2 separate regions of the Homo sapiens genome follow, and region 1 is linked to region 2. A link is a contact called in ENCODE Hi-C or POLR2A ChIA-PET data. All regions are on one chromosome and are shown on one strand. The core of a region is the stretch at or near the end of the contact, and the rest is flanking DNA. Distances in the headings are between cores, read along the strand shown. Region 1 overlaps LOC102723944 (a long non-coding RNA gene). Region 2 overlaps LOC102723944 (a long non-coding RNA gene).

The links. Hi-C counts contacts between places; a loop is a spot of excess contacts on that map. ChIA-PET counts read pairs that join two places held with the same protein, here RNA polymerase II (POLR2A). Pooled maps may share reads with other maps.
Region 1: a map with no recorded cell type shows a loop between it and region 2 (4-fold over the local background). The contact joins two enhancer-like sites. A Hi-C loop is called at or near these places in 1 of 168 maps with a recorded cell type or tissue (naive thymus-derived CD4-positive, alpha-beta T cell), 2 of 37 single-sample maps with no recorded cell type and 1 of 50 pooled maps. POLR2A ChIA-PET finds 5 or more read pairs at or near these places in 5 of 52 experiments (CD4-positive, alpha-beta T cell, GM12878, H1 and 2 more).

The regions. Positions count from the first base shown.
Region 1 is chr6:1,479,583-1,484,297 of GRCh38, reverse strand. The region is part of intron 3 of LOC102723944 (a long non-coding RNA gene); the gene reads left to right. Among named protein-coding and RNA genes, the nearest start is that of MIR6720, 92 kb to the right of the region's middle. Within about 2 kb of position 2,842, at least 6 of the 41 ENCODE cell types and tissues checked have a DNase peak (open chromatin) inside an H3K27ac peak, as active enhancers do.
Region 2 is chr6:1,524,375-1,529,210 of GRCh38, reverse strand. All of the region lies in intron 2 of LOC102723944 (a long non-coding RNA gene), which reads left to right. Among named protein-coding and RNA genes, the nearest start is that of FOXCUT, 79 kb to the left of the region's middle. Within about 2 kb of position 1,935, at least 13 of the 41 ENCODE cell types and tissues checked have a DNase peak (open chromatin) inside an H3K27ac peak, as active enhancers do.

The DNA of each region.
Region 1 (4,715 bases), core at 1,593-4,092, 46 kb after region 2:
TTGCAAATTTTATAACAAAATAATTGGGTTCTTTGTTTTCTTGTTATTAAGCTGTAGGAGTTCTTAATATACTCTGGATAGACACCCTTTAATTAGATGTATGATGTGCAGAATTTTCCCCCCAGTCTGTAGATTGTCTTTTCATTTTTTTAATAGTGTCTTTTGAAGAGCAAAATTATTAATTTTCATAAAGTTCAAGTTATCAAAAACTTTTTGATTATATTTTTGGTGTCATTCTAAGTAATCATTGTCCAACTAAACTTCACAAAGATTTCCTCCTATGTTTTCGTCTAGGCGTTTTGTAGTTTTAACTTTCATATTTAAGTTGATGCTCCATTTTGGGTGTTTTTGTGTATGGTGTGAGGTGAGAGTATAAGTTTTTTGTTGTTGTTGTTGTTGCGTGTGGATATCTAATTGTCCCAGCACCATTTGCTGAAAAGCTACCCTTTCATCATCGAGTTACTCTGGCAACATTGTCTGGAAACATAAAGGTATATTTCTTGCTTTTGTATTCTGTTCTGTTGATCCACGTGAATCCCCACATCGATTCCATGCTGCCTGGATCACTGCAGCTTTATGCGAAGCTTTGAAATGGGGCAGAGGCTCAGTTTGATGAGACACATTTGTTCATGCTCCCTGGCCCACTTTCTGGAACTGTGAATCTATTTACAGGTTACTTATGGACTCTTTTCTTTTCTTTTCTTTTCTTTTCTTTTCTTTTCTTTTCTTTTCTTTTCTTTTCTCTTTTCTTTTCTTTTTTCTTTCTTTCTTTCTTTCTTTCTTTCTTTCTTTCTTTCTTTCTTTCTTTCTTTCTTTCTCTCTTTCTTTCTTTCTTTCTTCCTTCCTTCCTTCCTTTCCCTCCCTCCCTCCCTCTCTCTCTCCTTCCTTCCTTTCTTCTCTCTCTCTCTTTCTTTCTTTCTTTTTGATAGGGTATCACTCTGTCGCCCAGGCTGGAGTGCAGTGGCATGATCTTGGCTCACTGCATCCTCTGCCTCCTGGGTTCAAGCGATTCTCCTGCCTCAGCCTCCCGAGTAGCTGGGATTACAGGCATGTGCCACCATGCCCAGTTAAGTTTTGTATTTTTAGTGGAGACGAGGTTTCACCATGTTGGCCAGACTGGTCTCAAACTCCTGACCTCAGGTGATCTGCCCACCTCAGCCTTCCAAAGTGCTGGGATTACAGGAGTGAGCTACTGCATCCGGCCCTCGAACTTCTTAATATGATAGCTCAGGACTTCAAGACAGCAAGCATGGAAGCTGCAGTGCCTCTTAAGGTCTAGGCCCTAGCACTCTCACCTGTCATGGCTACTGCATTCTCTTGGTCATAATGAGTCATAATGCCATAATCTCAGAAGGGGAAAATAGGCTCCGCCTCTTGATGGGAGACATGTATGTGCATTCAGAGACAGGGGGACCTTTTGGCTACCGTCTTTGCAGATGTTCTACCACAATTCCCAACCCGAGAGACTTCATTTTGTGTGTTAAGTGCCATACTGTAAGATGTGGGAACACAGTAAATGCTCAAAAAATAGTAATTGGCTGATTGTATAGGTGCCTCCTCACGGTAAGAATAGCACAAAACAGGAAGGTGACATTGGCGACATTGAGAGTTAAACTTCACAGTTTTTTCAAGAGTTTTGTGTCGAGTCCAGTGATGTTAAGGCCAACTCTACCAGTCATGATGAAATCTTTCACTGGAGCACAGGCTCAAACCAGTGCTTTTAGTCCAATTTATTAGAATAAAAATAGGTTAAAACAAAATCTCACTTCTCCTTTTGTAAAAACATCTGCTTCCCATGTCAGACAGCTACAGGTCATTCTGTTTCAGCCAGCATCAAGTTCTGTCACTTCCATCTACTAGACAGCCCTCAAATCTGTCTGTTCCTCTACCTGCATTCCTCATCCTCTTACCTCCGACCTTCCTCACTCATCGTCCAGCCTCCAGACATGCTTCTCTTCCACAGCACAACCAGTGTCATTTTTCTAAAATGCTCATCCTACATGACACTCTTATGCCCAGAGGATGAAGTCTCAATTGCTTAGGAGAGTGCCCAAAGGCTTTTGGGATTTAGCCCTGCCTACGTCTCTGGCCGCTTCCACCTCTGCTCTCCACTTGAATTCTTTACCCCAGGCATGCATGTTTACTTATAGTGTTTGAAATTTTCCTTGAATGTGCTTTTCTGTTTTAAGTCTCTGTACCTTTGCACGTACTGTCCCATGGGCCTGGAATACCCCTCCCCAACTTCTAACATCCACCTGATGAAAACTCCTATTAATGCACACATCAGCTTTTCAAGGCCTTGTCGCACACCAATCCATGCAATTGCGTAAAATGATTTAAAGATAACATTTCTGAGCAGTTTCAGGCTGCAGTAATATTTAATGGTATATCACACAGAGTCACAGACATTGTTGGGTCCTGCACAAAAGCTGGTCCTCCTTTCAATCCTTGCTAAAGGACTTTGATTTGGCTCAGCTTCTCACATTCTCTGTGCTCACCAGGGGCTCAGAAGATGGGTGAGTGGGACCATGTTAGGAGTGATGGGAGCATGTGACTTTTCTCAGAGTGGCCAGAAGATTAGCATCAGGTCAGGGAATGCAGAGGGAGGCTGGGAAGGTAGGCTGCTGTGATGTTTCCAAAGCTCTTCTGTATCAAAGAATTTGGGTGGTTTTTCTATAAAGCCACTCCTCAGCACTCTCATGCCCTAGCCATGTGGATAGACCCCTGTGGCTGTGTTTGTACCAGGCTGTGACCCTTCTGATTAAGGTCACATAGCTGAGCAGTGCTCCATAGCTCCAGGGCTGGACTATGCCAGTATGATTACTCTCCTAAGAATTTGGAATTGAAACTGGAGTCACTAAGTCTTAGTCAGAGCTTGAACTGGGAGGACACAAATTTTGGGAACTGAGTAGAAGCTGTCTTTTGCCCTCTGCATTGAGAAGCACAGAAAAATGGCCCAGAGAGAGACAGACAGACACACAGAGAGAGTCAGAGACAAACTGAGACACGATTAGGGACTGAATTTTGTTTCACTCAAATTCGCATGTAGAAGTCTTAATCTCCAATGTGTCTGTATGTGGAGATAGGGTCTTTAAAGAGATAATTAAAGTTGAACCCAGTCATAAGGGTGGGGCCTTGACCTAACAGAGCTGTGTGTCTAAAGGAAGAGAGATACTGGCCGGGTGAGGTGGCTCACTCCTGTAATCCCAGGATTTTGGGAGGCTGAGGCAGGAGGATTGCTTGAGTCCAGAAGTTTGAGACCAGCCTGGGCAATGTGGTGAAATCCCATCTCTACAAAAAAATAGAAAAAAATCAGCTGGGTGTGGTGGTGCATGCCTGTGGTCCCAGCTACTTGGGAGGCTGAGGTGGGAGGATCACCTGGGCCCAGGAGGCAGAGGTTGCAGTGAGCTGAGATTGCACCATGGCACTTCAGCCTGGGTGACAGAGTGAGACCCTGTCTCAAAAAAAAAAAAAAAAAAAAAAAAAAAAGAAGGGACATACCAGAGATATACCAGAGATGGACATGGCATATGAGGACACAGCAAGGAGGTGGCCATCTGTAAGCCAAGGAGGGAGGCCTCAGAGAATTCACCCCTGCCCACACCTTGATCTTGGACTTCCAGCCTCCAGGACTATGAAAAAATATAAGCCCCCTAGCCTGTGGTATTTTGCTATGGCCGCCCTGGCAAACTAGTACAGACACAGAGAGAGAGAGACTGGGCCACAGAGAAATAAAGAGAAGCAGGGACAAAAACTATGGGATGCCAGAGATTGGTGTGGGAGAGCTGACTGCCCTGGTTGTAGAGGATTTCCATTTCCTGCTTCTCATCCCTTATGGGGCGTGACTATACTTCTTGTCCTTGGGTTCTGCGGGGCTCCCTCTGTATCCTTGTGGTAGCCCATATTTTTCTGAAGCTACTTCTAATGAGTTCCTGTTACATCCAAGACAAAGGCAGAGGCACATGTAGGAGGTAATGATTCCAGCTTTCAGCAGGCTGAGTTTGCAGTACCAGGTGGAGCTGCCCAGTAAGCAGCTCAGGACCGACCTCAAGGCAGAAGAAAGAGCCTACCAGAACCTCCCTGGGACCCAGCCCCATGAAGAAAAGGGCCATTCTATCCCAACCCTAGCCCTAGAACACAGTAGGCGTTCAATAGTCATTTATTAAATGAATGAGTGAAGATGGATTTGCTACATAGTAATAGACATTGCTTTTCGCAGTTGAAGGTTTTGTGAGACCTCAGTGATTCCTGTTTGGAGCAGCAGCTCTCTTGTTAAAGCACCGATAAGGGAGGAACAGAAGGCACAAGGGATTGGGCTTATCATGTACAGACTTCAGAAAAGTCCCTGAAAGATTCTTTTTTTATTTTCTTGCAAATTCCTTTCACAAAATCCCCAACATTAGCTAATTTTCTTCTGTTTTTTGTTTTTTTTTTTTGTCTTTCCTAAAAATGGAACAGGATAACCAGTTGTAGTTCAAAGTCTCTTTTAAGCATTTGATCCTTGAACTTCAATAAACATACACTCTGAACTATTGGAATTTATATTTTTTTTAAGAATTAACATTGGTTAATGACAACCTCAGCTCAGAAATGAAGCTCATTTGAATTGCTTTTTTTTAGGCTGCTTAATGAATTTCTGAGACTTACCTGCTTTCCAGGTATTTTTTCTTTGAGCCTAAAGGCCTAAAATGCAACTTAAAAAACAAATTAGGAGG
Region 2 (4,836 bases), core at 686-3,185:
GGCAGATGCCCTGCCCCTAATTTCTCACCAGGTTTCTCCTTCTCGTCTTCCAAAGCTGTGCCTTAACTTCCTCGAAAGACAACATCAGTGCTGGCGGGCCTCAAGAAGAGCCATCCCAAGGTATTGACTAGGCATCAGCGTCTTCACCAGGGCAACACAGAACATCCCTGCAGAGTTCCTGGTGGCTGCAGTGGCTGGTAGGGGATGTATGCCTGCTTTCCATCAGATTCCCAAAGCGGAGCCCCTGGAGGCTTTGGCCCATGGCCCTGAAGCTCCCTTTCACAAGGAAGAAAGACTTTGCAAAGCCAACACCACTATTGGAGAGAAAGTGGAGAATGTGTATTAGAAGTACTAGTCTTTGAAGGCAAAACAGCTGTATAGAGTGAGCTTAAGTGCTGGATCCCTGTGGTTAGGAAGGGACACTAAGCCTCCGGGATGTGAGAGTCCCATGGAAGGCAGTAGGCCCAGGATAAAGCAGGTGTCAGCTCAGAAAGCCCACCATCACCCAGAAAAGGGAAGAAATACGCTACCACCATCACTCTTTCTGCCAATGACTTCTTTGCACACCTCCACCCTATCTCCTGGCTCAGTCTCCCATGTTCTCATAGCTAGGGAGGTCTCCATTGTAATTTGTATGGGGAGGTTAACCTATAGGCCATTCTGATGATCCCAGCTCCCTTTCACTACAACCCCCGTCTGCATCCTTTGCTTTGCAGTAGGATTTGAGAGAGGAAGGATGAAGATGTAGCCACAGGATACATTTAAACAGGCACAGAGTTTGAGGGGTGGGGGGGAACAAAAGCAAAACAATAAAACCTTCACCAGTCATTAAAGAAATGAAAATGAACCTTTTGAGATTGTCAATTTTTATCTGCTAAGTCAAGAAAAGCTAATTTAATTCCTGGCAATTTCACAATAAAAAAAATTGTGCTAGCTCTTGGTGGCATTGTAAGTAGTTAAAGGCTTTTTGGGAAGTAATTTGAAATACATCAAGTCTTGAAAATGATTATACCAGTGGATCCAATCATCTCGCTGGTGGAAATTCATCTGAAGGAAATGATTCAGTGGAAAAAACAACCCGTCTACACTTGTTGCACCTAAATGTCCAGGAATAAGGGAATGACAGAAGAAATCTCAGCACATTCTCTGAATGGAACAGAAACCGAGCGTTTGGAACTAGAATTGCGCAGACTGAATTGAATATGGAAGTGGCTTTAAATGGCATGTTAGGTGGAAACACTGGATGTCTGGTTGAAATTTGGTAAGACACACATTCCCATGGTCAGAATCGGAAAATTTCAACAAATGAAAATCATGGGGTTCACAAAGAGGTGTTGTGGGTTATAGAAAGCTATTTTCAAAAATTTCTTTAATGATTCAAAATTGTTTTTCAAAAAAAGTAGAAGATTTAGAAACATGTATTTTAGGAAGTATGGCCCATGGTGTCTATTGGAAAAAAAGTGGAAGACCTGATGCATTGCCCAAGGGGAACTTCTAGCTTAAGATTACACTGATGAGGACTGGGAAACACTCAGGCACTTTCAGGCACGCTGAGTAACAGGGGTGTCCTTTTACACAGAGACAAGGTGCTCTGTGGTCCACCCTTTACTTGGATCCCCAGATCAGCATTCTCATCAGGCAGAAGTAACCAGAGGAGGAAACAGCATTTCTTCAAAGCTGAAGAGAGCTTTTTGGAGGGGAAAATAAAAAATCCTAGGAACTCCTTGCATGACTGATGGTTTGAACAATGGCTTTGCACCCCAAGACCAGCCTGGCCTCGTGGTTGTAAATCTGGGGGCCGTTGACAAACGGTTTCCCACCTTGGGACTTGAGTCTGCAGTTCAAGAGTCACGTGGGCCTGCCTGAGCCGCAGGGCTTGGCCCCTGTGCTGAGCACAGGCTTCTAGAAGAAGGCTTACGGGAAAGGAAATGCTCGGGTTTCACATGAAGGAGGGTGTGTGTGGAGGGGGCAGGGCGGGAGCAGGAGGGAAAGAATGGTCCCTTTCAACGCAGACAGATGCAGTCTGGCTCAGAGTCAGCCCGGTCTCAAAAAAAACCCAAGTGGTCCAGTAACATTTAAAAATCTGCACACATTCTCAGTTGTATTTTAAATACCGCACAAGGACAGACAATAAATGTGATGGCTTTTCCATCCCCTGCATGTGGAGTGCCTGCCATGTCCTGAAGCTCTCAGCATACTGGCACAGGGAGACACATGTACATGCCCACGGTGGGTGTGTGTAAATGCTACCTACAAACACGAGTGCACACCCACACACACCACTGCAGCACACATACTTCCATTCTCGCCTCAGAAAGCTCCAAGCCTGCAGTTGATCTAAGTTTGGCATGGGCTGAAGGCCACACTTGGAACGGCTGCTTGGACTGTTTCTGAGCAGAGTGACAGGCACAGCTTCTAAGAAAACGAATTCCTTTTTTATCGTGCTGGTAAATGAAGATATCAATCGTTGGTTTAGAAGCTATGCTGCAGGGAAGGACCCAGCCCTGATGCACGCCTTCAGGCTCTAGGACAGAATCATTCTGCTCACGAGCTTCCAGTTTCTAAGTGTTCATTCCATGATGGAGAAAATGACATGGAAAATAGGAGTCACGGGGTTTCCAAGGCTCAGGGAGGGGCTTGCTCCCGGGTGCTCCCATCCTCATGGTCCTTTCCTTGATGTTGTGGCTTATTCAGGTGTTCCTCACTCAGGACAGCCCAGAGCGGCAGATCTGGGCCAGGAAAGGCCCTGGGGTGTCCCACTGGGGAGCCAGCTAGACCTGGGTCAGAGGGAAGCCTCTGTGAATCAGGCACTGTCACGTCAGCCTCTTGAGGACGGCAAATGCCTCATGAAACTGTTGCCTAATGGAAGGCAGTGCGCGTCCTGGGCAGGGGTGGCTCTGCTGCCGGAGGGTAACCTGGAGGGTTGAACTGGGGTGGACGGGAAAGGGGCAAGTAAAGTGTCCCGTGCATCTGCTTTATCCCCTAACCAGCCTGCCAGGAAAAGTGGACAGACAGGTGGGGCTGGGGGCCAGAGAATCGCTGAAGGGCTCACAGGTGGGACTGGCTCAATGGCCGTCCCCAGGCCAGTGGGGTCTGGGTGGGTGCTCACAGCTGCTGGAGAACAGGCCCTGGAATCACACAAGAGCCCAGGAAGCAGTGCGGGGCTGTATATTTATGCACTCCTCATATATTCTCCCGGGACAGCGAGATGTTCTACCGGGAACAAACAGGAGATGCAGAGCCCTGTGCCCTTTGTGCCTTTGGGAAGGTCATGGTGCCCTTGTCCCTGAGCGTGTCCTTTTCTAAGAAGCGTGCTCTGGGCCGGCTCGCTGACTCCTCCTGCTGGGGCCCTGTTCCTCTCTGTTTTGGCTTCGTGTGTACTAAATGGGGCATTTGTGCCAGGCCAGTTCTCAGAAAGCTGGCACTCCAAGGCTTCTCAGGGATCGTCTTGTCCAACCCTCTCATTTTCAATGAGGGACTTCCTGCTCAGAGAAGGCACAGGACTCCCTAAAGCAACCAGGGGCCAGCGAGCTGGGCCAGGGATGCTTGTTATTTCTGCTGCTTCTCACCACCAGTCCCGGAGTCCAGGCTGTCCTGAAGACTGAGGAGCTGGAGGAAGCACTCTATAGCGTGTGAATATTAAACAAAATGTGGGAACACTCATCCTGTGTTGCAACAAGAGTGATATGCTGGAGCAGAATGGGAAGGGGGCACGCTGCCTGCTCTCTGCCCACACACTGGGTTCTCTCCACAACCATTGCCCCCAGCAGTTCAGGCAGGCCCAGGAAGGGGCCTGTGCAAGTCGCTGATGTCCTCTTCTGGGGAGGGAGCTAGAAAGAGCCCTGGTGCCAGAGATCTGGAAGGCAGCAGGGCCCGGGCAGCACCGACAGTCACCCCTCCCTGTCTTCGCCCACGTGTTTCTCTGAAATTGGGGCAGAATGGGAATTAGCTACCTTTGATTTTTTATTGTGTTAAAATACACATAACATAAAATCTACCATCTTAACTTTTTTTTTTTTTTTTTTGAGATGGAGTCTCATTATGTTGCCCAGGCTGGAGTGCTGTGGTGCAATCTCACCTCATTGCAACCTCCGCCTCTTGGGTTCAAGTGATTCTCGTGCCTCAGCTTCCGCAGTAGCCAGGATTACAGGCTTGTGCCACCACACCCAGCTAATTTTTGTATTTTTAGTAGAGACGGGGTTTCACCATGTTGACCAGGCTGGTCCCAAACTCCTGACCTCAAGTGATCCACCCCCAGCCCCAGCCTCCCAGAGTGTTGGGATTACAGGCGTGAGCCACCGCACCCAGCCCTTAAACATTTTTAAGTGTGCAGTTCAGTGTGGCATTAAGTATACTCACAATGGTGCACAGCCGTCACCACCATCCATATTCAGAACATTTCATCTTGCAAAACTGAAACTCTGTCCCCAGGAAACACTAGCTCCCCATTCCCCCTTCCTGCAGCCCGTCACCACCATTCTACCTCCTGTCTCCACGAGTCTGACTACTGCAGTGCAACGGACTGAATGTTCATGCCGCACCCCCTTTTCCACAAAGTCACATGTTGACATCCTGACCCCCAAAGTGATAGTCTTAGGAGGTGGGGCCTTTGGGAGACAATACAAACAGGTGGTGGGGCAGAGTCCTCCTGAATGGGATTGATGGACTTATAAAAGAGACCCGGAGGGATCCTCGGCCCCTCCCACCATGTGAGGGTGCCCTGAAAAGACGGCAAGAACCAGGAAGAGGACCTGCGCCAGGCACCGCATCTGCCGGTGCCTTGATCTCATACTTCTCAGCATCCGGAACAATGAGAACTGAATTTCCGTCATTTAT